2 separate regions of the Homo sapiens genome follow, and region 1 is linked to region 2. Evidence: chromatin loops called from intact Hi-C (ENCODE). Cell type or tissue: Caco-2. All regions are shown on one strand. Links, peaks and the distances in the headings refer to the core of each region. The heading gives the core; the rest is flanking DNA. Region 1 holds the start of LOC105375157 (a long non-coding RNA gene). Region 2 overlaps LOC105375161 (a long non-coding RNA gene).

Region 1 (2,923 bases), core at 117-2,616, 1.1 Mb before region 2:
AAAGCAATTGCTTGAACCCAGGAGGCAGAAGTTGCAGTGAGCTGAGATTGCACCACTACACTCCAGCCTGGGCGACAGAGCCAAACGGTGTCTCAAAAAAAAAAAAAAAAAAAAAAAAAAAAGATAATCACATTTTCTACTACTAGGCAGTTACCTTTAAATAGAAGATAGCATGACAGTCCCCAACATCAGTTATTTCTCTTGTGAGTGTTAAACTTTAGACTTTATTTCATTCCCTGATTTTGAAACTACATCTGGATGCCTTAAGACCATAACATTCTTCTGGATTGAGTATGTCATCAATTTGCTGCCGATTCTCAAAGATTCCAGACTGTTAGTTATTAATCCTTTAACATTACATCTTTATGATAAATGAAGCATACTAAGGGATAATTGTGCTAAAAACAGGAAATGTACTTTCAAAACAAGAATATGTTGACCTTCCATATTTTTTTTTCTGCCTTCATCTGTCATAGTTGAAACTTTCTGAAAGAATCTTCTTCCTTCCTTGACTCATGATGAGTTACCTGCATTCCACATCCCAAAGCGGGTCAGTGTGTAATCAGGACAGAGCTTTTACCTGAAGTAAGCCAAGTTACAGATCCAAAAATTACTAGTTTAGTAATCTTCAGCAAGTAAATCTCTTAACCTAACTAAGCCTCAGTTTCCTCATTTATAAAATAATGGTAAATCGCACAGATCTTGCTTTCCCTAGAGGACAGTTTTGAGGATAATTGATAAATGCGAGAAACTAAAAAAAAAACCCTGTAAACTAACTGCCTTGCATTCATTTATTTAACATATGTTGGTTTTTAGAGAAATTCTAATTTTTTTTTCAAATGTCAAATTTAGATCTCAGTTTGGTCATTAAATTACTTGCAGATAGCCAGCGATTTTATCTTTCTCTTCACTAGATCAGAAACTATGCTGCATCATTGCTCAGTTTACCTGCTTTACACCAAAAAGAATTCCGTAGTCTAGAGTAATGCTTAAATCTTAATTGCTTATGACAAATATGTTGTTTTAGTTAAGTTCTGTGATCTTCAGAAACCTAAAAAGTAAAAGTAATCATATATCAATAAAGTACTATTTTATCTAACAATTATTCATATTACAGCTACAGCAACTTCATTCATTCTCCCCAGAACAACCCAGTAAGAAAAATGAGGCACAAAGATTCTAAGGCACACTTAATTTGCTCATTTATTCATTCTATAAATCTTTTCTAAACGCTTATCAATTGCCCGGTTTGGAACTAGTGGTAGAAACTATGAGATCTGCAGTCCTGTTTGATTCTTCCTTTGATCCTGCACAACCTAAAGAGGGCGCACTTACCACTCCTATCTTGAATCTTCCCTGAAAGCTTGTTTTGCTTTTCGCAACACAACCTTCTGTGCTAGGGATGACCTACATTCACTACAAGTGAAAGTAAGACCTACATACAGTCCTGCTGTCAATACAGCTGAGCAGTTGCAACTCCTTCTTCCTCCACCTCTGTCCAAGCCCTCTTTTAGTTCTGTAGACAAAGATCACAATATGGATTCATACTGGCCTGGATTGTAAGCATAGTAGAGAAGCAGTCTCCCCTGCCAGAGTAAACGCACCTGTACCTGGCACCATCTCTTCTGACTCCCTCCCAACAATTAAAGAATTGTACAAAGCAATCTGGTTTTTAAAAATTCTGTGAACCTGAAAATATAGGCTTTTCTCCAAGTTTCCGTCTTCTGTCTTCTTTAGTATTATCACCTACATTCCATCTTATCAGTGACTTGAAATTTATCCTGCACCAACTTCTGACAGCTTCAGTCAGTGATTTCCAGTTACTTCTTGTTCTATTAGTTTCTAAAGACCTTACCTTGAGATAATCTGATTAAGTAGATCTGAGTGGAAAATTGTAAAATCCAGCTTCTAGAACCTTATGCTCAATGATAAAAAGATCTCCAGATTCCATTCCAAGATGGCCGAACAGGAACAGCTCCAGTCTGCAGCTCCCAGTGTGAATGACGTAGAAGACAGGTGATTTCTGCATTTCCAACTGCGGTACCTGATTCATCTCATTGGTGGTTGGACAGTGGGTGCAGCCCACGGAGGGTGAGCCAAAGCAGGGTGGGGTGTCACCTCACCCGGGAAGCACAAGGGATCAGGGGATTTCCCTTTCCTAGGCAAGGGAAGCCATGTACCTGGAAAATCAGGACACTCCCACCCTAATACTGTGCTTTTCTATTGGTCTTAGCAAATGGCACACCAGGAGATTATATTCTGCACCTGGCTCAGCAGGTCCCACACCCATGTAGCCTTGCTCACTCCTAGCGCAGCAGTCTGAGATTGACGAGCTGACAGAAGTAGGCTTCAGAAGGTCGGTATAACAAACTTCTCCGAGCTAAAGGAGGATGTTCGAACCCATCGCAAGGAAGTTAAAAACCTTGAAAAAAAGATTAGATGAATGGCTAACTAGAATAAACAGTGTAGAGAAGACCTTAAATGACCTGATGGAGCTGAAAACCATGGCATGAGAACTATGTGACGCGTGCACAAGCTTCAATAGCTGATTTGATCAAGTGGAAGAAAGGGTATCAGTGATTGCAGATCAAATTAATGAAATAAAGCGAGAAGAGAAGTTTACAGAAAAGGAATAAAAAGAAATGAACAAAGCCTCCAAGAAATATGGGACTATGTGAAAAGACCAAATCTACATTTGATTGATGTACCTGAAAATGATGTGGAGAATGGAACCAAGTTGGAAAATACTCTTCAGGATATTATCCAGGAGAACTTCCCCAACCTAGCAAGGCAGGCCAACATTCAAATTCAGGAAATACAGAGAACACTGCAAAGATACTCCTCTAGAAGAGCAACCCCAAGACACATAACTGTCAGATTCACCAAGGTTGAAATGAAGGAAAAAATGTTAAGGGCAGCCAGA
Region 2 (2,923 bases), core at 293-2,792:
AATCAGGATGCCCTTAGCATGAAGGGTGTATGCTACCCTTCTTTTCAGTCTACTTCAGTCCCTCCCACAATCCAGAGACCAGCTTTCCACCAGGTGTCTCAGGATGTTCTCCCCTTTATATATGGGCTTGTCTCAAAAACCAAAGGAAAGTGAGAGTTTTGTTTTGCCTTTTAATGAACACATGATTAAACTATTAGTTATTATTCAGTATGTATATTGTGATTTCAAGACTCCCCCAGTAAATAATTCACAATATTTCTTATGCTGCTGTGGAGTAGCTCATTTACAAAAGAGGTGCCTGTAGTGCTTTAGACAGCATTGACTGAAGTACAGCCTTGTGCAATTTTAGGGGGTCCTAGGAAGGGGCTAAGATTACTTTTTTTCAGGCTCTCCTTTCTCTTTAAAGCCTCTGGGTATATTGATCATGTTCAGGCCTCAAATATCAGTGGGGTGTGGAAGGAGGTGAGAGGAAGGTTATTCTACCTTGTAACATAGTTATCCCAAACCTCATTCTGGAATTTGACTCCTGTTTGAACTTAGGGAGCAATTAAAATACAGTCATGCCAACTCAGCCCCAGCCAAATGCTTTACACTTTTCTACTACAGGAATGCTCATCTCTTAAGCCAAGATTCCAATCCTTGTTTGTCCCTAGGCTGGAAAGCCACATCACTGACACAGCTGTTGAGATGAAGCCGAGATAGTGGAGTGGAGTCTTGACCTTTTACTCACCCTCTAGCACAGCCCATAAAGGGCCTGCATGAAACTTTGGAACTTTCTGAAGCACTGGGTGAAAACCACTAATCTAAAATGTTCTTCCAAAGTCCTTCCGGGTCCTAAATATTTGCATTCTATATAACACCATACTACTGGTTTTTATGAGCAACGTGTTCTTCCTTATTTAGTTTGGCCCCTCACATTCAAATATATGGGAGCTGCATTAGGAACCACATTTCCAATATATTCACTCTGGTTTGGGGACACAATTGTACAGCAGATTGTGGCACCAGATCTCTGATACATCAAAATGTCAAAAATTTGGTTACCTCTTATGGGATAAAGTAGAAGATTATGGTAACAGGTAAATATAAGTAACTCTCAGAAAGCAAAGTTTGAAGGTGTTTTATCTATTGAATATGCTAGCAAATTTTCACTTTCTTTTAAATGAAGATTAGGAAGGCCCCCACCAATATGCTACAGTGCCCTGATGCCTACGTCTACTGCTGAGTAAATACTCAGCTTTGCTCATGTAACTGGACCAGCATATTTGTCTGGAGCTGATGCTGCCCTCTGGCTGCCAATGTGAATTAAATCCTTACAGAAATAACTAAGCTTCATCACAAACAAGCAAGTTCAGTTTTGGAACTGAATCTTTGATAAGGTTCTCTGAGAAGCCCTCATTCTGGATCATGAAGTCAATACTCACTTCATACTCTCTTAACAGTATAGCACTTCTAAAGGGCAACATCTCAGCTCCCTCTGTTTCTAGCACTCAATATTGCCAATGAAAGGAAATTTTTTAAAAAACCATGTTCTGTAAGAATAAAAATAAACAAACTTCATAGAAAATCACAATGAGACAAATTCTTTTACCAGTGTCTCTGGCTTTCACATGTTTTTGCATAATGAAAGGGCTAATATAACATAACAAATCCTAAACTGTTTTCACAAGGAGTGGAAAAAAGATGTGTAAAAGTATGCTCTGTCTTGCTTCCTTCTGTTCACAATGTATCTAAATAAAACAAATGGTGTTCTTGCTCTTTCTGTCTGTTTCCCAATCTGTTTGGATAGTAGCCACCATCCCGCAGCCAACGATAATATCTGACACTTCCTGACATCATGAAAGCCACCATCTGTCTATCACCAAAACCCTGTACTTTTTAAAGACTACTTGGCTTGATCCTTAATGAAGCTTCAAGTTGAATGCACAGATCGCTTTAGAAGGAATACAAGGAATAATTGACACAAGGTATCTGTATAAAATCACGTTCTCATTAGATTCCATTTGAAAACATAAAATGAAATATTAAGGCCCCTTTCAGGCAGAAAAAGCATGGTTTACTTTCAATTGTGTTTCATTTCCGATTTGCCTGTGAAAGTTTAGACAGTGTTGAACACCAGGAATAAACCTAAACTAAAGCCTAAGCTTTAAATTCAATATTTTCCAGTCTTGTAAAATTAAACAGTTAGACATGACTTTGCAGTTTGTATACTTGAGCTATGAAAAAAGAAGAAAATCCATCAATTATTTTTCCAAGGCTTGAGAAAATCATGCCATTTAAAACTGAATCAACTTCTTTAACACCTGAACGATTATCCAGGAAACAAAAGAAGGTTCTGTATGTCTTCACTTGTAAATGTCACAGGTGAACACAAACAACCCTGTGCTGGCAATGTCAAGTCACTCTTTGTTTTATTAAACTGTTGTACCTCTATGTGTGCAACAAGGGAATTAGTTAACAGGGGAGACTGCGGAAAAATATAATAATTCCTAGGTGATATTAAGTTCTCTCAGAAAAAGTAAAGCTTTCCAGGGAGAAGACGGATTAACAAGTTTCATACACAACTTTCTTGACTGCACTCCAGTGTTGTGATTTGTGACATTGATTTCACACTAATGTCTTTCTTTTCTCTCCTTACTCCAATGTTGTCCTGTGGTTCCTTTTAACAACCTCATAAATCCAAATTTTGTGAAGTCATAGATATTTATCTGATAGTCAAAAACGTGTATGTATGTAGAATACACACTATATTCACTTATATATGTATATGTGTGTATGTGTGCATGTATGTATACAGGAAAGAGAATGAGAGCGCTATAGAGGCAGACACAGAGAAACGACGTGTGTGTGTGTCTGTGTGTCTGTGTGTGAATGTTTAGATCAGCCATAAGTTTATATCTTAAACTGGGGGAAAGATACGTAT

Evidence for each region. A loop is a pair of places that touch in the nucleus more often than their neighbours do. Peaks named below come from ENCODE experiments on the same cell type or tissue, not always from the same donor. Only the 100,000 strongest peaks of a DNase experiment are listed, where the experiment ranks them.
Region 1: a loop joins it to region 2, with 4 times the contacts of the local background. A loop is called at or near these places in 2 of 110 quality-filtered maps.

Annotation. Positions count from the first base shown.
Region 1 is chr7:12,673,721-12,676,643 of GRCh38, forward strand. LOC105375157 (a long non-coding RNA gene) reads right to left here and starts at 1,870. Exons shown (of 3, transcript XR_927043.2): 1 at 1,690-1,870; 2 at 949-1,051; 3 at 316-580. RefSeq lists an enhancer at 1,364-2,563. In Caco-2, for the core only: CTCF peaks have their summits at 1,349 and 1,552; a DNase peak (open chromatin) is centred at 1,381.
Region 2 is chr7:13,741,645-13,744,567 of GRCh38, forward strand. The region is part of intron 3 of LOC105375161 (a long non-coding RNA gene); the gene reads left to right. Among named protein-coding and RNA genes, the nearest start is that of ETV1, 250 kb to the right of the region's middle. In Caco-2, for the core only: a CTCF peak has its summit at 1,265; DNase peaks (open chromatin) are centred at 657 and 1,267.